2 separate regions of the Homo sapiens genome follow, and region 1 is linked to region 2. Evidence: chromatin loops called from intact Hi-C (ENCODE). Cell type or tissue: dorsolateral prefrontal cortex. All regions are shown on one strand. Links, peaks and the distances in the headings refer to the core of each region. The heading gives the core; the rest is flanking DNA. Region 1 holds the start of LOC105373494 (a long non-coding RNA gene). Region 2 overlaps C2orf92 (chromosome 2 open reading frame 92).

Region 1 (12,116 bases), core at 1,417-9,416, 1.6 Mb after region 2:
GCCACACAGGCTCCTGTCTCTGCCATGGTGTGGGGACTTGTGGTATTGGGAGGGAAAGAAGAAGTAAAGAGGGGGTGGGGGCAGAGGGGCAGGGGTGTCCAGGGGTGTTTGGCCCAGAGCAAACCCCTGGTGCTCCCACATTCCGGGTCCGGGTCATCTGCTAGGACAGGCACAGTGGGAGGGGTGTGCCCCCTGCCCATCCTTGGGGAGGTTCGAATGGACTAGATCCAGTCCAACCCCCCAGCTGCAGTGGAGGAAGCAGAGGCCAAGTCCCTGCGGAAGCTGCCCAGGACCCGCTGAGTGGCGACCTCGGGGGCAGTCACCCTACATGCACCCAGGACTGAGGGTATGCGCGCTTCTCCTGTGCTGCCTGGGAAATAACAGGAAAGACCACGGGCGTCCACCCCCAGGGAAAAGGGTGAAGAAAGTGCGGGGCCCTGGCTGGGTCTCTCTGGGTGTGCAAGGAGAAGCCGAGGCGTCACAGGAACCCAGGAGGTGGGGAGGATGCAGAGCAGGACCTATTATTCCTATCATTAAGTATCGATTCTTATTTATGAGAAAACAACAATTATCTGGTGCCTGAATATGATTATGAATTTTAAAAGATCCAGAGGAGTACCCGAGAAATTGTTCATGATTATTAGGGAAAGGGAAACATTTTATCTTAGACATTAGGTATGGCTTGAAGTGTATTTTTTTGGAGGGTGACATGTATTATTTTTATTAAATGGTAGTAGCTGAAGTGGTTACCTCTAGAAACAGAAATTTGTTTTGTGGGAGGGTTAGGTGGTTAAGAGACATATTAACACTGCCTGTAATACTTCAGGGTTTTTTTTCTAACAAAAAGAGATGTTCTTGTACAATTAAAAAAAATCTCTAAACTGCAATAATAAAGAAAAACAAAGCAACTCCTGGCTGCAGCCTGTGGCCTTTTTTCCCCTGCACACCCTGCCTGGGAACTCAGGTCTTAGGAAGGCAAGCCCCTGCCTGCAGCTTGCCTTCCTAAAAGGCCTCACTGACTTCTCAGCATCTGTGTGCTGTGGCCAGGGTAGCTCGGCACCTGGATCCCAGCTCCATGGGGCTCCAGGAAGGCTCAGAGGGCACAGCACTTACTCAATCCTGCTGTCCGCTCTCAGAGGAGCAGGGTGGGAGCCCAGGAGCCTGGCCCAGCTCCCCAGCAATCCATGATGCTCCTGGCACCGCTCCCGGCCCCCGAGACAGACAAAGCACCATCCTATTCTCCAAAGTCCTCTAATCCCTGGTCGTTGTTTGCTTTCCAAAGGAGCCCTGGTTGACCCTGAGCCAGCAGTCCACACCTTTGCCCAGGGTGAGCTCTGACTCAGCTCTCTTGCTCCTTCCCCCTCACCCATGGCCCCTCTGGTTCCTGAGGCTGAGGGACATGGGCTTGTGGGGGGAGGGTTCTTGAGGGAGGCGTCCCAGGCCCATTCCCGGTGCCAAGCTCCCCTCCGTCTCCCCCCATTCCCCCATCCCCTCTGCTCCTCAGTGGCTGGCAGGTGGCATTGTTCAGCACCTGACAGCTCCCCCCACTCCCACAGCTCCTGCCTCCTGCACTGTTTTGTCAATTTGGACAGCTGTCATGCCAGCTCTGAAACACACCCAGTGTTTCCTACCCAATTCTGGAGGCCCCACTCTGCTCCAAGCAGCCTGGTGACCTTGGATGTCCTTTTTCCTGTCTGGGCCAGGGATCCCACCTGGGTTGAAGAGAGCAGGGACAGTGTGGTGCAGCAGGAGCCTATTCCCATACTGTGTCCTCACTGAGAGCTTGTTTCTCCTGGGACATGAGAGATGCACCACCTTCCTGCCCAGCTGGGCAAGAACATCAGGAGAGCCAAGGGTTACAGGAGGCCTGGAGGAAGCAGTATTTTCAGTAATGCAATATGCAGCATTGACCAGCACCTGCAGCATACCAGGTGCAATGCTAGGGGATAACAGATCATGGAGAAAGAGCTGCAGCACCCAAGAGCTCACAGTGCAGCAGACTGGCCAGCAGACAAGTGGCTGGAGAATGATGTGAGAAATTCCACAGTGAAGACATTTGAAGGCAGCAAGACAGGGCTTTGAGTTCTGCCTAGGGGAGCTCAGAAGCCTTTGCAGAGGTGGGGAAATTTGAGTTGGGCTTTGAAGGATGACTAGGAGTTCACCAATTTGAGGACACTAGAGGGGCCTGGCAGTTAGCAGCCAAAGCAAAGAGAAAGCAACACACGGTTCACCCAGAGAGGCATCAAAGAGCAGTGGTGGAAAATGAGGCTGGAAAGACTCCCCAGACAGTGCTGAGCCTTTGTATTTGTGAGGGTGCTTTTGGCTGTCAGTAAACAAATTGTCCAATAAAGTGTATAAACATGCATCATGTCTTACCGTGTGATATAGTTTGGATGGTCCCTCCAAATCTCATGTTGAGATGTAATCCTCATGACTGCCAGAGCCTTGAATGTGAAGACACTTAGGCCACAGTGGGAGGGAGAACCATTAGGGCTCAGAGCCCAGGGTGTCTGGTTGAGAAGGAGGCACTGATGTCCTTGGTTGCTCCCAGCACCTCCCTTTGAGTCCTCACTCTGTTCCTAGGAAGCAGCAGCAGAGCTGTGTCTGAGCTGCAGCCCTTGAGGTTCAGGCTGAGGATGGATCAGCGATGCAGGCAGCAGGGCCAGAGCAACAGCCTCATGGATTCTGGCCTTTCCTGAGTACCCAGGGAGAGGCCCCTGCACTGGCAGCACTTTGCAGCAGCCTGGAGGAGTAGAGCTGGCCTTGTGCTCTGTGGAGTGCCAAGCGCAGGCCCTGAGCAGGTGTGCTGCACAGATGACCTCATCGAATCCTCAAAGTGACCACCTCCTAGAGTGGACACTATCACTACACCCACTTCACCGACGAGGCAGCTGAGGCCCCGTGAGGCTCCACACATGGCTGAAAAGTGCAAGCAGAGGGAAGAAAGCAGGACTTCTGCATGCGCCTGCCCCCACCCTATGCTGCCTGGGAGGCTGGGGCTGTGTGGTGGGGGCTCCCTCCACCTCTGAGACCCCTTCCCTTGCCAGCAAGTGCTCTGAGCTTCCCACAGACAGATAGGAGAGAGAAATCAACTTCCATGGTATTCAGCTGCTGTTACTCACAGCCGAAATGGATCCCAATAGACCTGAGCCCCTTACCGTTTGGAGTCCTGTAAGGTATGGCCAAGTGCTGTTACCACACCATCTCCCACAGGACCTGCCAACACCCACAGGATTCCCTGGGCATCCTCATTGAGCAGGTAAGAGGACCGAGGCTGGGCAGTGTTCAGGTGGCCTGCCCGGAGCCAGATGCCATGGGGTGGTTCAGCCATGGGGCTCTCTGCCCTCATTCAGCCTGTCTCCTTAAATGCTTGAGTGGCAGCATTTGTAAACTGCTTATTTCTGAGTTCTCTGCAGACATGCTGAAGCAGAATCTCTAGTGACAGGCCCAAGAACATGCATTTTTCTGCAGTCCTGAGTGAGGCTGAAGAGCAGAGCTTGCCTGAGGCAGAGAGGAGAAGTGAGCTTTCCAAGGCCACGCAGCCAGCTAGGGGCAGAGCTGAGGTCAGAGACTAGATCAGACCAGATCCCAGGCCATGTTGGCTGGAGCTGAAGTGGGCATTGACTCCTGGGGCCCCCAGATCTAGAGGTGGAGGGGCGTAAAGGCCTAGGGGCGGTGGCTGGGCTTGGAGGGCTGCCAGGTTGCTGTGTTCCAGGCCAGAGCCTGCTCATCCCACCCTGGGGCAGGGATTGCAAGGCCAGCAGAGCACTTGCTGCTCCTCTGGGCAGCTGGGACAGCTTTGCCACACAGCACACACTCTTCCTCCTGCTGGGAATATCCAGACCCCACTCAGGCAGGTTCTTGCTCCTCAGAGGCTCCCAGTCTCAGCTCCTGACTCTGGCCACTGGATCCACCCCTGGGCTCTAGGCTTCTGCTGCTGCTCCCAGGGACTGCCAGCACAGAAAGCTCTTAGTAGTTAGTGCAGAAAACACTAATCTGGGCGAAGAATACCCAGGCCGGACACCTGGCCCTGCTCTTACCCTGCCAGGTGGCCTTGGGCAAGTCATGCCATTCCCTGGACCTGAGGCCTAACCTCTGGATGGCCTGGGATTCGGCCTGGGTCATCCAGACTTGAAGATGATGGCTGGTGGGCTCTACTTCCCTTCTCCAGGTGAAGAATCTATTCATTCATTCAGTCATTTGACATTCAACAAATATGTATTCAACACTGACTTTGTGCCAGCTTTTAGGCACTAGGATACCACAGGGAACAAACCTAGCAGTAATCCTTCCCCCTTTAAAGCTGATGTTCCAGGAGACCCATGTGCACAGGGTGACATCACTAAGCATTCTGAGATTAGATGGATGGATGTGTGGATGGATGAAGAGATGAATGAATAGATGGATGGATGGATGTGTGGATGGTTGAACAGATGAATGGATAGATGGATGGATGGATGGATGGATGGATGGATGAATGGATGGATAGATGGGTGGATGGATGGATGGATAGATGGGTGGATGGATGGATGGATAGATGTTTGGATGGATGGATAGATGGACAGACAGATGAATGAATGGATGGATGGATGGTAGATGGATGGATGGATGGTAGATGGATAGATAGATGGATAGATGAATGAATGGATGGAGGAATGGACAGATAGGTGGGTGGATGCATAGATGGGTAGACAGATGAATGGATGGATGGATGAATGAATGGATGGTAGATGGATAGATGGATGGACAGATGAATGAATGGATGGAGGAATGGATAGATAGGTGGGTGGATGCATAGATGGATAGACATATAAATACATGGATGGATGAATGGATGGATGGTAGATGGAAAGATGGATGAATGGATAGACAAATGGACAGGCAGATGAGTGAATGAATGGATCATTGGATGGATGGATAGATAGGTGGATGGACAGATGAATGAATGGATGGAGGAATGAGTAAATGGGTGGATAGATGCATGGATGGATAGACAGAAGAATGGATGGATTGGTGGGTAGATGGATGGATGGATAGATGGACAGACAGGTGAGTGAATGGATGAATGGATGGATGGTAGATGGATAGATGGATGGACAGATGAATGGATGGATGAATGGATGGGTAGATAGGTGGATAGATGGACAGACAGATGAACCAATGGATGGACAGGTAATGAGGAAGGGAAGAAGCCTGGGCCCCTGCTCTCCTCCTGCTCTCCTCCTGCTCTCCTTCCTGTGGCCGCATTTCCATCTCAGGACAGAGCTCACTGGCTGGCTGGGTCTCCTGGATAGAAAGTGAAGGGGGCAGTGGCCTGACTGAGGCAGGGCTTGGGATGACAGTAGTTGGGCTCTGGGGAGACTTTGGTGATGGATGGGCTCGATGTCAGGGAAGGTGGCCGGGGAGGAGGTGGTAGGGGATGGGCTGAGTGTTATGGGCACAGGGGACACAGTTCAACCACGTGAGCCTGCCTCTCTTCTGCCTCTGTCTAGGTGGGAGACTCTCTTTGGGTTTGAAAACCCCAGTCTGAGATGTGCTGTTTCCCTTGTGCCCCACCAGGGCCCAGTGTGTAGCGTTCTGGGGACACCGGGTGTTGCTGAGAACGAATCAGGGAGCCATAGTCAGGGGGCTCAGTGCAGGGCAGGGGTGAAAGGAGCACCGGAAGCAAGCAGGCCTGGGAGTGGGGCATTTATTTACTATTTGTTGGGGCCATCCTGAAGGGGGTGCCCAGCAGGCTGGGGTGGCCTGCCACAGCCCTCAGTCCTCTCAGTAAGTCTGCAGCAAGAACCTGCTGGAAGCTGCAACATTCACAGCTGCAGGATGGGCAATTGGCTCTATGAGTCGGGCTCTGCTTCCATCTACAGGCCTAGATGTGAGGGCAGAGGAGCACTCAGCCTGCCGAAGGTCTGCACAGCTGGCCGGCAGCGGGCAAGATTGGAATTCACTCACCATGCAGCTACTGGGTGCCTGGCTACTGCTGGGAAGCAAGCTGAGGGCAAAGACTGCCCCACAGGGGCAAGATCGGGGCCCACCACAGGAGGTCACCCCCCAGGCATGCAGGGCACAGAGCTGGGGGGAATGAGCTCCCTCCCCATGCACCCCTCCCCAGCTGTCCCTGAGTCACTAGCGCCCTTCCCTTTCACTACCAGGGAGGCTCTGGAGCTGCTTCCTATCCCCCACTGTCCTGTGAGTCACCGCCCCACCCTCCAAGTCCCTCCCACATGGTGTGATCAGCATCCCTGCCTCTGCCCACGAAAGTGATTTCAAAAGGCAGAAGTGACAGGTGGTGGGTGGTTAGGCGGGCAGTGCCTCTCACCTCCCCATCCATCTCTCTTCTGTCAAGTGGGGCAGCAGCAGGGCCAAGAAGACTGAATTCAAAGCATCCTGGAAGGCCTCAGGTTGTCAAGGGCCCCAGGCAGCGCATGAGGCTTTGAGAGGGGCCCCTGCCTTGTGCCTGGGCAGGCTCCTTCCCTGCTCTGCACACTGTGTCTTGAGCAGGCTCTGGAACCCACCTTTCCACTATTAGAATGATAGACGGGCTGGATGTCAGGAAGGTGGAGTGTGTTCCTCCAGGTCACAGCCCTGGGCCTCTATGACAGCCCCTTTGAGATGAAGAGACCTGGGTGAGGAGTCTGCAGCGGGGGCGGTGGGGGCATCTTCAGTGCTCTGGCATGGGTTCATTCCTCAGGATGCTCCTGCAGCCACCCCAAGCTGAGGACAAGGCCCAGATCCACAGTGGCCTGGGAAGTGCTCCCAGCAGAGTGAGCAGAGCTGGGCTTCGGTGCTGTCTGCCCTCTGTCCTGCTGCAAGGCTAATCACCTTCTGGTTCTGGGCCTTGAATCCCTTTTACAGCATGGGGGCTGGATGCTCTTTGAGCTTCCTCCTGGCTTCGATCCTGGAAACTGACACCTACTTGTTTGCAGTTGTGTGACTTGGTCAAATCGTGTAACCTCTTGAGCCTCAATTTCATTCTGTGTGAATGAAACAGTGAAAGCCCTGAAGATTAGATTTTTGATAGAAGAATTGTAACAGCAGTGACCCCATAGCCCTTTACCATTTGCAAGGTGCTTCAGACAAAATATCTCACTGGTCCCTCCCAACAATTCTGCCACAAAAGGTGGTATTACTTTCATGCCCAGCTTACAGTTTGAGGAACGAAGGCCCAGCTATGGGGGCAGGTGCAGAGGTGGGCCTCGCTTCCAGGTCTCAGTCTCTGGATGAAGGGCAAGATCCCTGCAGCTAAGGACGAGGGAGTGGTGGCACAGAATGTCCGGCCTGCTGGTCTTTCTTTCCCAGCCTGGGGCATCTCTGTGAAGGCCGATGAGCGGAGGCCCCTCCCCAGGTGCTGGTGCCAGGCGGCGGGGAGCTGCTTCTGACAGCTGTGCAGAGAATCATCACTTCTCCATCGCTGCTAATAGCATGTTTAGCTTGCTGACTCCTCTGTTTGCCTGGTGCCTCCCACGGACCCAGAGCTTGGAGTTTCTTCATTGCCTGGGGTGGGGCAGGGTGGCAGAGGGGCATCTCTGCTCCCTGGCCCTGGCTGCAGCCAGCAGCTCCACCCAGGGCCCTGAACTTGGGAGGCGACTGCAGTTCCATGCCTTGGCTCCCAGCACCCCAGGGAAGTACATCTGGGCTCTGGAACAGCAGAAATGGCCTCCTGCAAATCTCCTACCCGACACAGGACCAAGTGTGGGAAGGCTCTGGTCCAAGGGGCTTTCTCCAACTCTCTGGACCACAGGGAGCCGGCAGGATGGGGGCCAGTCCACCTTCAGATTACACCTTTACCTCTGACTCAGACCCCTTCACCTCCCAGGCCACCATACGACATCTCCTGCTTGCAGATCTGGCCATGCTGGAGGCAGGATGGATCCCCAGCCCCTCAGTTGTGACCCTTCCTAGCTTGTTAGGTTAGTAGAAAACTCAGCTCATAGTCTCGGGGACTGCTCCTCCCCTGGTTCATGCACAAACTCCAAAGGTTCATGGGATTCCTAAAAGCAGCCTGACAAATTTCCCTCCTGTGGGGAGAAGACCCTGTGGTCTGGCAGGACCCACTGCCCTTGGCCAGGTGCCCCTCGCTTTGATCCTGGGTCTGGCTCCTGCCTTAGGAGACTGCAGACCTCTGTGGGGCCACTCCCTGGTGACCCACCAGCCCAGGAAGGATGGACCCCGCAGTGGACAACACTCGGTTCTGTCCATCTCCCTGCCTTGGGGAAGTACTTGCCTGTGGTTTTAATTTACCTTTGACCCTATGGTGCACTTCTGGAATGTTCCCTCCACGAGGGCGTGGACTTGGTCCTGTTCATGGGGATCTCTCTGGCACCTGGAGCAGCTGTGTAGCCCAGACGGGGTGCTCAGTCATTGACTGCTGCCTGAACAGATATGTGCAAGTTTGTCTTCTCACTGCTGTTAACATTATTGTATGAGTAATTTTACAAGTTTACCATTTTTCTTGTACGTATAATAAATATCCCACCTTATTGACCCACAGTTCCCCCTCCCACAACTTGCAAAGTATTTTGGCTGACTTGACTTGTTTACTATGATAAATAGTGTTGCTATAAACAGCTGTGCACATATAGCTATTTTTCCCTTTGCAATTATGTTTTTGGGAGGAATTCCAAACAGTGGGGTTAGCGGGTCAAAGGGCATGGCGTATTTATGGTCCTGGATGTGCTGGGACTGCCGAATTCTCAGCCCCCAGGCCACCCCTGTTTTCCCTGAGGTCTAGCTCTGGGTGAACACCCACAAAAGTGTCTGTCTGCCTGAGGCTACCCCGGCCTCTGTCTGGCTCCTGCGGTCGTGGAGCAGACCTCACGGTGCAGGAGCTGGAGGTGGCTGTGGGAGTTTGAGGAGGGGCAGGAGGAGGCAGCTGTGGGAGTTGTGGAGATGGCTTCACGGAGCCAGGAGCCCTGTTCCGGGAGGGCAGTAGGACCCCCTCTTCTCCCAGAGCCCTGGCCTTCTCTTGGATGGCTCTCCTCTCCTGGAGCCATCCCGCCCCCTGCAGCTAAGCTTCCACCCCCAGTCTCTGAGAGGGGGCAGTGCCCCCTGTAGGCAGGTGTGTTTGGGAGAAGGGAGGGGACCCAGTGCCTCAGCCTACTCCGGACTTTCTCCTGTGGGCCCTGACGTGGTGTCATGTGGGGGAGAAGTGCCGTGGAAGCTAGCTGCTGAGCAAAAGGTCTTTATCACTGCAGAAAATGTGCCTGAGATTTGCCCGCCTTCTGCCTCCATCCACTGGCTCTGCCCCTCCTCAGCTGCTGGAGCCCCCTTTCCCCACCATTAGCCCCAGACCTGCAGGCCTGGATGGTTGAAGGGGAGGGGTCCACACTGGCCCCTCATGGGATCTTCCGGAACCTGGCTGCTACTGGAGGGCAGGGTATCCAGGGTGGCCCCTCCCTAAGTAAATCTTCCCATCCTGGGAATAGGACAGACCTATTCTCTGTCTGGCGATGCCTGCATTTTATGGGGACCCCAAGGCTTTCCCCTGCCATGGGGTAGTGTCTTGGAGGCGGGGCCTGCTGTCTGTAAGGGCTGGTGAGCCCCGGCCCAAGCAGGGCTAGGCAGTGCCCTGTGGCTCAGGCCTGAGTGGCATGGGCGTAGCCCGTGCTGGGAGGGAGGAATGAGACTCCCTGTGTCCCGAGGCTCTCCCTTGGAGCAGGCTCTCTCTGCTCTCTCTGTACCTCCTGCCCTGTCTTTTCTGGCTGCAGGTCCCTAGTGGCAGGAAGTTCTGGGAAGCAGTGCAGAAAGAGCACTGGACTCGGGCGTTCTCATCCAGTCTCTGTTACCAATGGGCTGTGGGATCCAGCCCCTACCTCAGTCCTCAGCCGGACATTTGCCTGTGGCCTTGTGCAGCGCCTGCGGCCTTGGCAGGGTGGCTGAGGGTGGCTGAAACCCAGGTTGTGGGAGGATCTGGAAGGAGCCTGGCTCCTGTCTCCCCATGTCCATGTCAGCTCTTGGCCTGACACCAGGAGACCCTCAGGGTTGGGGGTGTCACCCCCCCTTCCTGCAGCCTCCGCATCCTCCTCCCATGCCCCACTCTGCTTTTCTGCTGGCTGGTGCAGGAGACAATGGCTGTGGGGCATGTGGGTGCACGTAGGGGGGGTCCTGCGTGGGTTGTGTGATTTTCCCGGACAGGCAGGCGTGAGAGGGAGAGGAAATTATTCTGTCTAAAACCTCAGAGATGAGTCCTTGAGAGCTGGCAGAGTGACTGCTTCCCGTCTGGGTGGGGAGGCAGGAGACAGGGTGGGCCGTTCCCAGGGGCAAGAGCAAGGCAGGGCAGGGCCAGTCCTCAGGGAGAATCCCAAGAAGGCCACAGCAGCACAAAGATAAGCCCTCATATTTCCCACGTGTCACCTGGACAAAGAGCCGTGATGCCCCCCATAACAGCCGGTCCTCACGAGAATCCAGAGAGCTCGCTAGGGAGGCAGACATTATGATAACCCAGTTTACAGATGAGGAAACGGAGGCTCTGGAGGGGTTCATTGACCTGCCTAGGTCACAGAGCCAGCCCGTTAGCGACAGAGCCAGAGCTCGAAACCCAGATCCCGAGGCACATCTTCCTCCAAAATGACCCAGAGAGGTGATGTCTCTGAAAGCAAAGCCAGGGACAGCCACCAAGGCAGACAGGGGCCGCAGTTTTGTTCAGGCAGAAAATGCCAAAGGTGCCACACTCCCACCTCACCCCCACCCGGCCTTCACTCTCAAAAGTGCAACTTTCCTGCTGGAGGAGGGGAAGGGTTGAGCTGGGAAGACATCTTCCCTCCTGTGACTCTGAGGCCCAGAGGCTGGGCTCGGCAACTCTCTGGGATTCACAGGGCGCCTCCTGCGGGACTTCTACATCTCTGCCATGACAATGTTTACCTATTTATTGCCACAGAAAAGGAGCCAGATAGCAACAGCTAGAAACTGAACCCTCCATGGACTCTCTCCCTCCTTCCCTGGCAGCATTCACCTGCACAGTGGGAAGTCCTGCAGCGATGGGCCAGGTGAAATGGAGTGGGCAGGGGCTCTTGGTGAGGTGTCATTATGGTAGTCATCCGGGCTGTTCACAGATGTTCAAGTCTCCTTTATGCCAGGCCCATGGTAGGAGTTGACTTCTCCATCCACTTCAATTCAAGCATGGCCATGTGAGTTGCTCTTACCAACAAAATGTGGGTGGAAGTGGGTGGAATGTCACTTTCAGACAGAAGCCTTAGGAGCCCTTGTGTGGGCCAGCATGTTCTCTATTCCTGTCTCTGAGATCCTGGACACTCCTGTTGAGATGAAACTCTGTCAGACTGGGTCACCCAGTGACTGTGATGCCCAGAGCCCTCCTGCTGACTCAGTGGTCATACTGCATATGTCAGAAATAAACTTCGCTATTTTCATCCATTGAAACAGTGGGCTACTTGTTACCTACATAACCCAGCCTATCAGCCTCGATGCAGTCACCAAGCTAGTCAGTAAGATCCCTGCCCAGGACTTTAGAAATAGGACCTGCAACTCTCTAGAGGGCTGGGCCCATAAGGTGTAAACCTGGCTGCTGTGTTTTGAGATGCCCTGAACAGGCTAAGTGTGAGCAACAGGCTGTTTATCCACTCAGATGCAAGTGGGCTGAGTCCGAAAAGAAAGTCAGTGGAGGGTTGTGGGAGTGGAGTTAGTTTTATAGGCTTGGAGTAGGTAGTGGAAAGCTACAGTTAGGGGCAGTTTTTTCGGGCAGGGGAAGAATTTCACAAGGTGCATAGTCACGAGGTGGGGGAGGTCACAAGGCACAACATCACAAGGTGGATGGATTAGTTGGGGCAGGAACATATCACAATGGTGCAATGCTGCAAGGTCAGTTCATCAGTTAAGGCAGGAACTAGCTGTTTCTTCTTCTTTAGTGGTTCTCCTAGTGCTCCAGGCTTTGTGACTCCAGGAGGCCTGTACGTGTGGGTCACAGGGGTCATAATGGCTTGACCATGGTGCAGCCCATTCAGAGGACCTTACAGGAAGCAGGCACACAGTAAGGAGACGTGCAGAGCCCTCCCCAGGATTCTCTCCGCTGCCTAAGGTCTGGATGCATAAAAATCCTTGTGTCCCGGGAAACTCTTCCCCTTTTCTTAGACAAGCTTGGGTTGGTTTAGGTTGCACTCAACCAC
Region 2 (12,116 bases), core at 329-8,328:
ACCCCGTCTCTACTAAAAATACAAAAAAAATTAGCCGGGCGTGGTGGCGGGCGCCTGTAGTCCCAGCTACTTGGGAGGCTGAGGCAGGAGAATGGCGTGAACCCGGGAGGCGGAGGTTGCCGTGAGCGTGAGCTGAGATCGCACCACTGCACTCCAGCCTGGGCAAAAGAGTGAGACTCCATCTCAAAAAAAAAAACAAAAAACCTTGGCATCTTAGCCACTGGTTCCAGAAGTCCTCTTGGGAAGGAACTGGCTGTTTGGGGAAATGCATTCATATGCATTCATCTGCTATTTGGCGATAAGATGGGATGATTTTGGGGGGTGGAGATGAGACACTGAGGATACGGGCTGGCATGCAACAAAGCAGCCAGAAAGAAAGTTCCACAGACAATTTGTAGGAGGTAAAGAGAAGAACAGAGGAGAGCTCAGATGGGTAGGAGGAAGCAGGGGCACTAGAGGAGGTTGAGAAATCCTACTGCAAAGGATTTTAAGAACAATGGAGGCGAACACTCTGCAGCTTTTCACAGGGCAGTGATATAACCTCTTCTCTGCTTCCCCTCCTCTGCCCCCTGGCCTCAGAAAGTTGTACTGCATACACAATCTGCCTCGTGTGTGTAGGTTTGGGAGATTTCATGTCTGCACCAGCACGAGGCAAACACAAGGCCACAGATGATCCTGAGCTCCTGAGCCCCTCTGAGGACTTACAGAAATTGTGAGAGTGGACGGAATACCACTGAGCACAGGCTGGGGAAAACGCGGCAGTCTTAGCTAGATCTCAAAGGAAGGAGATCTCAGCCGACATTAGTGTCTCCTAGAGCTTCTGTCACCCCATTTATAATGTGACCAAAAAAGAAAAAGACATCAGGGAAATCAGGCATGGAGGTATGATCCCAGGTATCGGCTGGTTTCGTGTGGAGAGCTGCCCAGGGCAGCCGGTTATGTAGACAGCAGAGTGCTGAGCAAGGGTCTTCTTGGGTGATGGGGAGAAAACAGGGCATGTCCAGCCTCCTACCTTCAGCTATGCTATGCCAAGAGGCAGCGTATCCAGCAGCTCTAAGGCTCTGCTAGAATAATTCAGCATTTAATTTCTAAGCATTAGGAAGTGACAACCAGGTATAATTTTGACAGGGAGTGGCAGTGTGGAGGGGTGTACTGCACTTGGTACCAGCATGGGTGAGCTTCTGCCCACTCTAAACAGGTCTGGGCTCAGGGATGAGCGAGGGTGAAGCCCTGGCTGTATAGAAACAATATAAAAGTAGCATCTTTTTGGAAGAGTGGTGAAATTCCCGGAGTTGGGTTTTTATTTATTTATTTATTTTTTTAGATTGAGTCTCGCTCTTGTTGCCCAGGCTGGAGTGCAATGGTGCAATCTCAGCTCACTGCAGCCTCCCCCTACTGGGTTCAAGTGATTCTTGAACTGCCTCAGCCTCCCGAGTAGCTGCGATTACAGGCACCCGCCACCATGCCCAGCTAATTTTTTCTTTTGTATTTTTAGTAGAGACGGGGTTTTACCATGTTGGCCAGGGTAGTCTCTAACTCCTGGCCTCAGGTGATCCGCCCACCTTGACCTCCTAAAGTGCTGGGATTACAGGCGTGAGCCACCGTGCCCGGCCTCTGGAGTTGGTTTAATTCATAAATTTTAACTGCAGGTTGTATTCACTGCAGATTTAATTCACTTTAGCGGGTGAATTAAAGATGTCAGTTAAAATACCATGAAAGGCAAAAGACACATTCAGAAGTTGTCCGTATTTAAGCATCATACTTAGTTTATAGGCCATATAGATTCCCACCTGGTTTAGCTGCTCCTTGAAGTGTTTCTTTATCTATAGTAGTTAACTGCTCTCTTAAATCCCTGTCGAACAGACAGGATTCTTTAAAATTCTTCTCCTCTGAAAGGTGATCTACAAAAGATAAAATGTGTTCATCTACAAACAACCATGGCATGTGATTAGTTCAGCGTTTATGATAAAAGTAGCTTCTTCTAGACTCAAAGTGAGGAGTTAGGGAGGACTTGGGGGAAAAGTCTAAATGTCCTACAGAACCTCAGTGTTTTGGTGTTTTATTGTTTTTGTTTACTTTTTAAAAAATCTAACAAATTCCTGGGCAACCCACCCATAGCTGAGGCAGCATTTCTTACACTCGAGCGTGCATCTGAATCACACTGGGAGGGCTTATGAAAACACAGATTCCTAAGCCCCACCCCAGAGTTTCTGATTCCATAGGTCTGGGGTAGGCCTGGGAATGCGTATGTCTCACAGATCCTGAAAGACGCTGCTTCTGTGGGTAGAGGACCACACTTAGAGAACCTCTCTAAGCCCCAGCCTACTTCTCCACTTGCATAAAATAGAGATAATGAGACCTACTTCACAGATTGTACAATGTTCATGAAAATAATTTTTAAAACACGAAGTACTATAAAAATTTTCTTGAGTTGCGAGGACAAGATAGGAAAATTAACCACACTGAAATATTCAGGTATCAGTAGAGGGATTGCAGAATAGTTTAATAGAAAGAAGACAGTCGAAAATGAGAAATATTTGCATCCTAGCTCTGCCCTTTGGTGCCTGACTCGTTTGCATATGGGACCTGTCAAAGGGCCTGAGTTTAGCTTGGAGAAAATCGGGAGGCCAGCATGGCCTGCCTATCTTTGCCAGATGCAGGATGGCCTGGGAAGAGGCTGAGAGATGTTTTGAGAAGCTCTGGGGAACAAACTAGAACCAATGGGTAGGCGCTCCAGGGAAATCTGTTTGGACTGTTTAGCATTTAGAAGGTGAGCTATCAAAGAGGGAATGGGAAAGGATGAGAAGTAATGAATCTCACACCCCGGAAGACTTCAAAGCAGGCTGGAGCCCCCAGCTCCAGATGGGAGACCTCCAAGAGCTGGAAGTGGGGGCGGGGCAGCTTTGGATGGGTTTGGTAAATCTTCCTTGGCCTTGTTCACAGAGAGATAGAGAACTGTCACAATAAGAGTTTGCGACCAGCCTGGGCAACATAGCAAGACTTCATCTCTACTAAAAATAAAAAAAAAAAAATTAGCCAGGCATGGTGGCGCACACCTATAGTCCCAGCTACTAGAAAGGCTGAGGTAGGCAGATGGCTTGAACTCAGGAGATCAAGGCTGCAGAGAGCTATAATCACACCTCTGCACTCCAGCCCAGGTAACAGAGCGAGACCCTGTCTCAAAAGAATAATAAAATTAAACAATAAAATAAAATAACAGAAAATTATCACAATATGATTAAGACCATCATGTGGGTGTCTGATAACAGTCTCATGAAGTTCTAGGTATTCCTGGAAAAAAGAGAGAAATTTGTTCCTTATTCAACTTGGCTTAGAAAAGAGAGAAAACTCCCAATTTAATAAGACTGATAATTAACTTGACTTTTGAAATGCAACATGTCAAATCCGACTCAGATTAATAGCCACAGACAGAAAGCCCTGGCGAGCATGGAGTTATCCACCAGGGGGCGCGCTTGGCTTGGTCTTCCACAGAGCTGCAGCAATGGTAGACCTGACACGGGAACACATTTTCACTCTCTTTCTCTACCAGAGGCAAGAGCCACTGCCTATTCTTATCGTCAGTATGGACGTAAGTTTTCATTTACCTAAGGTTCTTTGAAGAATCTGAAGGCGTCTTTTATGTTTGATGGTTTGTGTTTGATCATTTCTTGGATTATTTTTTTGTGGGAAAAAATAAGCACAATTATCAAATTTTTGACCAACACAGTTTCATTTCCAGATTTCTTTCCAACTTTAGAACTACTAACTATGACAGGAGCAGCCACCCATTACAAGAGCAATTCTCCCGTCCTTCCATGGTGTAGGCTCAACCCAAGCTGCCAATCAAGCATGTGCTGGGCTTGGTAAAAACCTTCTTAAAGGAGTGCAGAACCAAGAAACTCTGACTTTGTGCTCAAGAAAAAGTTGAAGTCTTTCATCTTCATGATTCTCTATGTTTTGGAGACTCTAACATTGACGTGAGCCTTTGATTACATGTTAATAGCATGTTATTGCTAGGACTGATGCTATGTTCCATTCAGTGGACCTATGATCATCAGTAGCTACAGCTGCTGTCCACAGACCTGGGCACACCTTTTAAAAGACACTTCACTTCCCAGAATGGTCATTTCCCCACTCCTCCTCCTATCGAGATGTTTTCGACCATTGGTTTTTTTGTTTTTTGTTTTTTGTTTTTGAGACGGAGTCTCTGTCCCCCAGGCTGGAGTGTAGTGGCCCCATCTCGGCTCACCGCAACCTCCACCTCCTGGGTTCAAGCAATTTTCCTGCCTCAGCCTCCCAAGTAGCTGGGATTACAGGGATACGCCAGCACACCCAGCTAATATTTGTATTTTTAGTAGAGATGAGGTTTCACCATGTTGGCCAGGCTAATCTCGAACTCCTGACCTCAGGTGATCCACCTGCCTCGGCCTCCCAAGTGCTGGGATTACAGGCGTGAGCCACCACACCCAGCCTTTTTTTCTTTTTTTTTTGAATGGTCACTACTGCCAAGGAGGAGGTGCAGACAGTGTGGTCTGGAATTTACTGTCCCTGCAGAGTAGCCTGAGAGCAGCTCCCACCCTCTGAAGATGGATCTGATCAGCCCCCTCAGCTGGCAGACGTGAGCTTTGTCACTGCCTACAGTTCTTCTCAGCCCTCTTCTTCCCTCACTCTTCCTACTTGGAAAAACCCTATCAAGGAGATCAGCCTCTTGTTCTCCCAGAACTCCGTGCGATTACAACGTAAGCACTTTTTAAAGACCTTCAATGTTAGCATGTTTATATCTAATAGTTATTTACCGATTAGATTGACTCTCCTAAGAGCTGTGAGCTCTTGGAGGACAAGAATGCCTCACTGAGCTCTCTAGCTTCCAGCACAGTGCTTCCCACTGGGTAGGACAGATCAGTAGTTAGGTCTTGAGTGAGAGAATGAATCTGGAAGAATCTTGACTGCAACCTCATGGGGGACTCTGAGCCAGAACTACCCTGCTAAACCTGTCTTGCTAGGCAAGACTGCCGGGCATGGTGGTGCGTGCCTGTAGTCCCAGCTACTCAGGAGGCTGAGACAGGAGAATTGCTTGAATTTGGGAGGTGGAGGTTGCAATGAGCCAAGATTGCGCCACCGCACTCCAGCCTGGATGACAGAGTGAGATTCCATCTCAAAGAAAAAGAAAAGAAAAGAAAAGAAAAGAAAGAAAATAAAAGAAAAAATGTTGTCCTGGCTTCTCCTGAAGGAAAAATAAAGATTTGAAAGTAAAATTATGTTAAAGCAATTGACTGAAGAAACAGTTTTAGAAATCAAAAGATCAAGCTAGATAGTAGGCTTTCTATTCCTCAAGCATATCATTTAATTTTACTTAAACAATGATTATTCAGGGGTGAAGGTAAATTATTCAGGGGCATTTTTTATTCAAGGGTGAAGATACATTATTCAGGGGCTGAGGTATCTTGGCACTGTAATATACATTCCTGGGCAGACCACACCTAACATTTGCAAAAAACCAGCACAAGAATTTTAATAGGTTAACAAATGGTACTAGGAAAACAGGATATCATATGCGAAAGAATAAAGTTAGAGCCTTATCCAACACCATAAACAAAAATTAACTCACAATGGACCAAAGACCTAAATGTAATACCTAAAACTATAAAAACGTTTAGAGAAAAACATAGAGCAGAAACTTCATGACATTGGATTTGGAAATTATTTCTTGGGTTTGATACCAAAGGCACAGGCCACCAAAGAAAAAACAGACAAATTGGACTGTATGCAAATTTTAAAATTTTGCGCATCAAAAGACAGTGTCAACAGAATAAAAAGGTACCCCACCCAGGATGGGAAAAAACATTTGCAAATTGTTTATCTGATAAGGGAATGATACTCAGACTATAGAGAGAACTCCTGACACCCAACAATATACAAAAATACAAACAACTGATTCAAAAATGGGCAAAGAACTTGAATAGATATTTTTCCAAAGAAGATATACAAATGGCCAATAGTACTTGAAAAGATGCTCAACATCACTAATCATTAGGGAATTGGCGAGGATGTGGAGAAACTGGAACCCTTGTGTGCTGTTGGTAGGAATGCAAATGGTACCGCCATGATGGGAAACAGCATGGCGTTTCCTCAGAAAATTAAAACCAAAATCATATCATCCAGCAATCTCACTTCTGAGTATATACCCAAAATACCTGAAAGCAGGGTCTCAAAGAATTATTTGTACATCCACGTTCATAACAGGATTATTCACAAGGCTAAAATGTGGAAACAACCCAAATATCCATCAAGGGATAAGTAAGTAAACAAAACATGGTAGATACATACAATGGAATATTACTCCGCTTCGAAAAGAAAGGACATTCTGGGCCGGGCATGGTGGTTCACGCCTGTAATCCCAGCACTTTGGGAGGCCGAGGCGGGCGGATCATGAGGTCAGGAGATCGAGACCATCCTGGCTAACACAGTGAAACCCCATCTCTATTAAAAATACAAAAAAAAAAAAAAAAAATTAGCCGGGCGTGGTGGCGGGTGCCTGTAGTCCCTGTAGTCCCAGCTACTGGGGAGACTGAGACAGGAGAATGGCATGAACCCAGGAGGAGGAGGTTGCAGTGAGCCAAGATCGCGCCACTGCAGCCTGGGCGATAGAGTGAGGCTCTGTCTCAAAAAAAAAAAAAAGAAAGAAAGAAAGAAAGGACATTTTGAAATATGCCACAACATGGATGAACCTTGAGGACATTATGCAAAATGAAATGTCAGTAACAAAATACTGTATGATTGCACTTACGTGAGATATTTATAGTCAAAATCATACAGAAAGTAGAACGGTGGTTGCCAGGGGATGCTGAGATGGAGGAATGGATGGTTATTATTTAATGAGTATAGAGTTTTGGTTTTATAAGATGAAAAGAGTTCTGGAGATGAATGCTGGTGATGGTTGCACAACATTATGAATGTATTTAATACCACTGAACTGTGCCCTTAAAAATGGTTAAGATGGTAAACTTCATATTATGTGTATTGTATAATAATTTTTAAAAATTGAAAAAGAATACAAATGGAGAAACACCTATCATATGTATCAATAATTAAAAGTTATAAATCATGGCTCAGTCTACATATCTATACAAAGACCTGCTGCTTTCTTGGTGGCTAAAGGAACCCCAAGGCTCCTTCCAATCCCCTGCCACTCTGAGTGACAGCACAGATGTGCTGAAGCAGAGAAAAAGCTGGGCCCAGGCCCAAGATTCCTGAGCAGTGACTGGACTCTCCAAGCCTCACTATGACCAAGTAGAATTTATTCTAGGAATGTAAGGTTGGTTTGATATTAGGAAATTCATTATTATCATATATATAATCTTAATAGACTTAAGGAAAAGAATCATATGATTAGTTCCAAAAATTCAGCACCCATTCTTGATTTTTTAAATATGTAATAACAAATGTTAACAAGGATGTGAAGAAATGGGAACTCTTGCACATATTGGTGGGATTGTAAAACAGTGTAGCTGCTATGGAAACAATATGGAGGTTCCTCAAAAAATTAAAGATAGATTTACCATATGACCCCACAATCCCACTTCTGGATACATATCCTAAAGAATTGAAAACAGGATCTTGGAGATATTTGCATACCTATATTCATTGCAGCATTATTTACAATAGCCAAGATGTGAGAGCAACCCAAGTGTCCAACAACAGATAAATGGATAAAGAAAAGATGGTATATATATACAATAGAATATTATTCAGCCTTAAAAAGAAAGGAAATTCTGTCATATGCTACAACATGCATTAACCTTGAGAACATTATACTACATGAACTAAACCAACCACAAAAAGACAAATACTGTATGATTCAACTTACATGAGATATCTAAAGTAACACAACTCACAGAAACAGAAAAAAATACCCAAAAAGTATCTTTTGGACAGATATATTCTCATTCTCAGTATAAATATATGTATGCATACATATTTACATGTATGTGTGTAGATGGAAGGCTAGATATACAGATAATCTCTCATTCATATTAGTCCTATAACCAGACTCTTAATCAGGAAACTCAAGAGGCATTTCTCCAAGAGCAAGAACAAAGCAGGATGCCCACTGTATCTCCAGCAACCATTCAAGATTATCCTAGAGGTATTAGCAATGCAATTAAACATGATAAATAAATCAGGTAGAGGCATAACAATAGGTAAAGATGTAAAACTGGCTGGGCATGGTGGCTCATGCCTGTAATCCCAGCACTTTGGGAGGCCAAGGCGGGCAGATCACCTGAGGTCAGGAGTTGGAGGCCAGCCTGGCCAACATGGTGAAACCCTGTCTCTAATAAAAATTCAAAAATTAACTGGGCATGGTGGCATGTGCTTGTAGTCCCAGCTACTTGGGAGGCTGAGGCAGGAGGATCACTTGAACCTGGGAGGAGGAGGTTGCAGTGAGCTGAGATCATGCCACTGCACTCCAGCCTGGGCAACAGTGTGAGACTCCATCTCAAAAAAAAAAAAAAAAAAAAGAAGTAAAACTATCTCTATAACAGTATACGTAGAATTGAACAAGGCAATAGGACATAAAATTAATATATAAAAATCAAGCCTTCCTATACCCAAACATTAAGTAGGTAGAGAGTATAATGATAGAGAAACCCCCTCTCTTACAATAGCAACACAGAAAATTAAGTGACTTAGGAATAAACTTAAGAAGATACATGTAAAAATCTATGTAAGGAAAACTTTAACACACAGTGAAAATAAACTTGAAGAACTGGAAAGGCATTCCCATTTCTAGCATAGGATGACCTAACATCTGTTTTCCCACAGTGAATATTGTAGTATAAATTTGATGCAATGCCAATCAGAATACCATAGCCTTTTGATGAAGTTAGACAAGTTGATGTTAAAGTTCACATGGAAAAACAAACATGCAAAAATAGCCAGGAAAACAATGAAAAAACAAAAACTGCAAAAGGGGAACTAGTCCGACAAGACATTAAAACACACTATTTTCAGGCGCGGTGGCTCATGCCTGTAATCCCAGCACGGAGTTTCGCTCTTGTTGCCCAGGCTGGAGTGCAGTGGCGCGATCTCAGCTCGCTGCAACCTCTGCCTCCTGGGTTCAAGCGATTCTCCTGCCTCAGCCTCCTGAGTAGCTGGTCTTGAACTCCTGACTACAGGGGAGCTACATCACCCAGCCAGGAATAAGGATTTTTAATAAGCTCTTCCCATTCCCCACCCTGACCTCCGGCTGATGCATGGTGCGGCCCGGGAACTCCTGGCCAGGTTCATAATCCTGCACCCAGGAAAGACCACATATTTACCAGCTTGGACAGTGACCTATTTGGCCTGGTTTTTTTCTTTTAAATCTTTTAAGTCTTTCTAGGGGAGAAATGCTTCATGGATTCTAGCTGCTCATCCTGTCTGTGGAGCCAATCTCCCTCCAGCATGATCAGATAGCTCAGATGAGCCTCTGCTCCTAGCTGGAGGCAGCGCTTTCCCACACTCCTGAGGAGGAGGGGAGAATTCCTCCGGGGCAGCACCTCAGGAATGTGCTCAGCCACTGCCCAGCCCCACCACCCCAGCGGGGGAAGGACCTGCCCAGGTCAGTTTGGGAGGAGGCACCAGGTGTCTGCGGCTAGCTCTCTGTCCCTCCTGGCTGGCATCCGTCTGCCTGCAGAGAATAAACATTCTGATCTGCTCCTCCATGCTGTACATATCACAGAAGCAGACTCGCACAGGGTGGGATTTGGGGAAACCATGGGTATCCTAAACCTTACCATTGATTAGGGAACTCTTCATAATTCAGGGTGAAGCACACACGTTGTACAGCCAAGTACAAGTACTCTCTTGTGGCCAGGTGCGGTGGCTCACACCTGTAATCCCAGCACTTTGGGAGGCCGAGGCAGGCGGATCACGAGGTCAGGAGTTCAAGACCTGCCTGGCCAACATGGTGAAACCCCGTCTCTACTAAAAATACAAAAATTAGCTGGGTGTGGTGGTGTGCGTCTGTAGTCCCAGCTACTTGGGAGGCTGAGGCAGAGAACTGCTTGAACCCAGGAGACAGAGTTTGCAGTGAGCTGAGATGGTGCCACTGTACTCCAGCCTGGGCAACAGAGTGAGACTCTGTCTCAAAAAAAAAAACAAAAAAAAAAAAACAAGTACTCTCTTGTACTCTCTACAAGAGAGTCTGAGCACCATCTGCCAGACCCTCAGCTCTGAACTCAGGTCAGGTAAAAGGAAAAGGAGGGGCCAGGCCCGGTGGCTCACACCTGTCATCCCAGCACTTTGGGAGGCCAAGGCAGGTGGATCACGAGGTCAGGAGATCGAGACCATACTGGCTAACACGGTGAAACCCTGTCTCTACTAAAAAATACAAAAAATTAGCCAGGCGTGGTAGCGGGCCCCCATAGTCACAGCTACTTGGGAGGCTGAGGCAGGAGAATGGCGTGAACCTGGGAGGCAGAGTTTGCAGTGAGCCGAGACTGCACCGCTGTACTCCAGCCTGGGCAACAGAGTGAGACTCCGTCTCAAAAAAAAAAAAGAGGAAAAAGAACAATGACTTACCAACCCCCAATTCCAATTTTATGCATTTGCATTTACCTTTATCAGGAATTTTGTCCACACTGCCAAGGAAATATTCTGGTTTAGGAGAATTCCAAGCAATGCTGGTTCCTTTGATAAGACACATGAATAAAAAACAATAAGAAAAAGGGTATTCATCAGTACACATTTGCAAGCACCTTGGGCCCATATTTTGTATTCCATTTTTTGGTTTTTTTGTGGTTTTTTTTTGTCTTTTGAGACAGAGTCTCGCAGTCACCCAGGCTGGAGTGCAGTGGCAAGATCTCGGCTCACGGCAACCTCCGCCTCCCAGGTCCAAGTGATGCTCATGTCTCAGCCTCCCAAGTAGCTGGGACTACAGGCATGAGCCACCATGGCTGGCTAATTTTTTTGTATTTTTAGTAGAGACAGGGTTTCGCCATGTTGGTCAGGCTGGTCTCGAACTCCTGACCTCAAGTGATCTGCCCACCTCGGCCTCCCAAAGTGCTGGGATTACAGGTGTGAGCCACCGCGCCTGGCTTGTTTTCCATTTTTAAGTTGAAATGCTAATATAGAACTCAACTTGTGTGAGCAAAATGTGTGTTTGAAAGTGAATGCCTTGATGTAGACAGTGGTGCCGCCTCACTGCCGATTGCAGAGGTGCCCAGGCAGTTGTCCTGGGCTACCCTCAGGGAAACTACCCTCAGGAATTGGGGTGCAAACATCTGTCTGCAGAATACCAACACAGTGCCCATTCCCCCTCCCTGCCTGGGGCACTTGTACCCACGGCTGGCAGATTTCCAATACACTATTCTATCCTTATTACTGTGAGCAAATACCTATCTTAATTCCCAAAGTGCTAAATTTTTCCCATAATATGAAGCTGCTTTGGGGAAACAGTGTGTTCTTCACATGTGTCATTTCTATGGGTGTGCTTAAGGTAAGTCATTTTTTGGTCTTGTTTTATCATCCACTGAATGGGGTATTAATGACTGCACTAATTCTCTCAAACCACGTTGTGCACTTAGAAGGATTCGTGTGTTGGGTTGAAAGTTAGGATGCTGCTGGGGGCTCCTGTTGTCGGGAGTGGGGAACCCCACTTGCAGATCAGGTTTCTGTCCTCTGAATGCCTCCAGGGTGGCAGAACCTGCCTAACACTGCACATCAAGGATCACCCCAAAATACAGGGATATTCACACTTTGGAGCACAGATTCCATAGTGAGTGGAAGGTTATAGAGAGGATTTCAGACAGTTGTTTCCTTCATATCTCAATTTGGCTTTGCCCCACCAGTAGTTGGTTTAAAGACTGCTAGTATGATAGTATAGCACATTTAAGACAACACATAGGCCTATAGAAATGTGTGCACTTATTATGTTAATGACATACACTTGCCTTTTCTCATGTCTGTCTTTGTAATGGATCTGACTGCTGTTGCTTCGTTAAATGATGGGTCATACGGAAACTTTGGAAACACCTGCAGTAGAATTTCATCTCCAGTGGAGCAAACAAAGGCATGTTAATACAGCAACGCAGGATTGATATATTTTGCTCTCTAAGTACCTAAAGCAGTCTATG

What was found. A loop is a pair of places that touch in the nucleus more often than their neighbours do. Peaks named below come from ENCODE experiments on the same cell type or tissue, not always from the same donor. Only the 100,000 strongest peaks of a DNase experiment are listed, where the experiment ranks them.
Region 1: a loop joins it to region 2, with 37 times the contacts of the local background. A loop is called at or near these places in 12 of 110 quality-filtered maps.

What each region holds. Positions count from the first base shown.
Region 1 is chr2:96,057,363-96,069,478 of GRCh38, reverse strand. LOC105373494 (a long non-coding RNA gene) reads left to right here and starts at 11,746. Exons shown (of 4, transcript XR_923085.3): 1 at 11,746-12,028. RefSeq lists an enhancer at 9,310-10,220. In dorsolateral prefrontal cortex, for the core only: CTCF peaks have their summits at 5,674 (motif pointing right) and 5,880 (motif pointing left); DNase peaks (open chromatin) are centred at 3,688, 5,868, 6,258, 7,358 and 2 weaker places; H3K27ac peaks cover 3,024 bases.
Region 2 is chr2:97,688,811-97,700,926 of GRCh38, reverse strand. It overlaps C2orf92 (chromosome 2 open reading frame 92), which reads right to left. Exons shown (of 8, transcript NM_001351368.2): 4 at 11,934-12,032; 5 at 10,600-10,671; 6 at 1,791-1,901. Among named protein-coding and RNA genes, the nearest start is that of ZAP70, 19 kb to the left of the region's middle. RefSeq lists enhancers at 9,434-10,233, 11,769-12,116. In dorsolateral prefrontal cortex, for the core only: CTCF peaks have their summits at 601, 3,258 and 3,458 (motif pointing right); DNase peaks (open chromatin) are centred at 596 and 3,476; H3K4me3 peaks cover 336 bases; H3K27ac peaks cover 411 bases.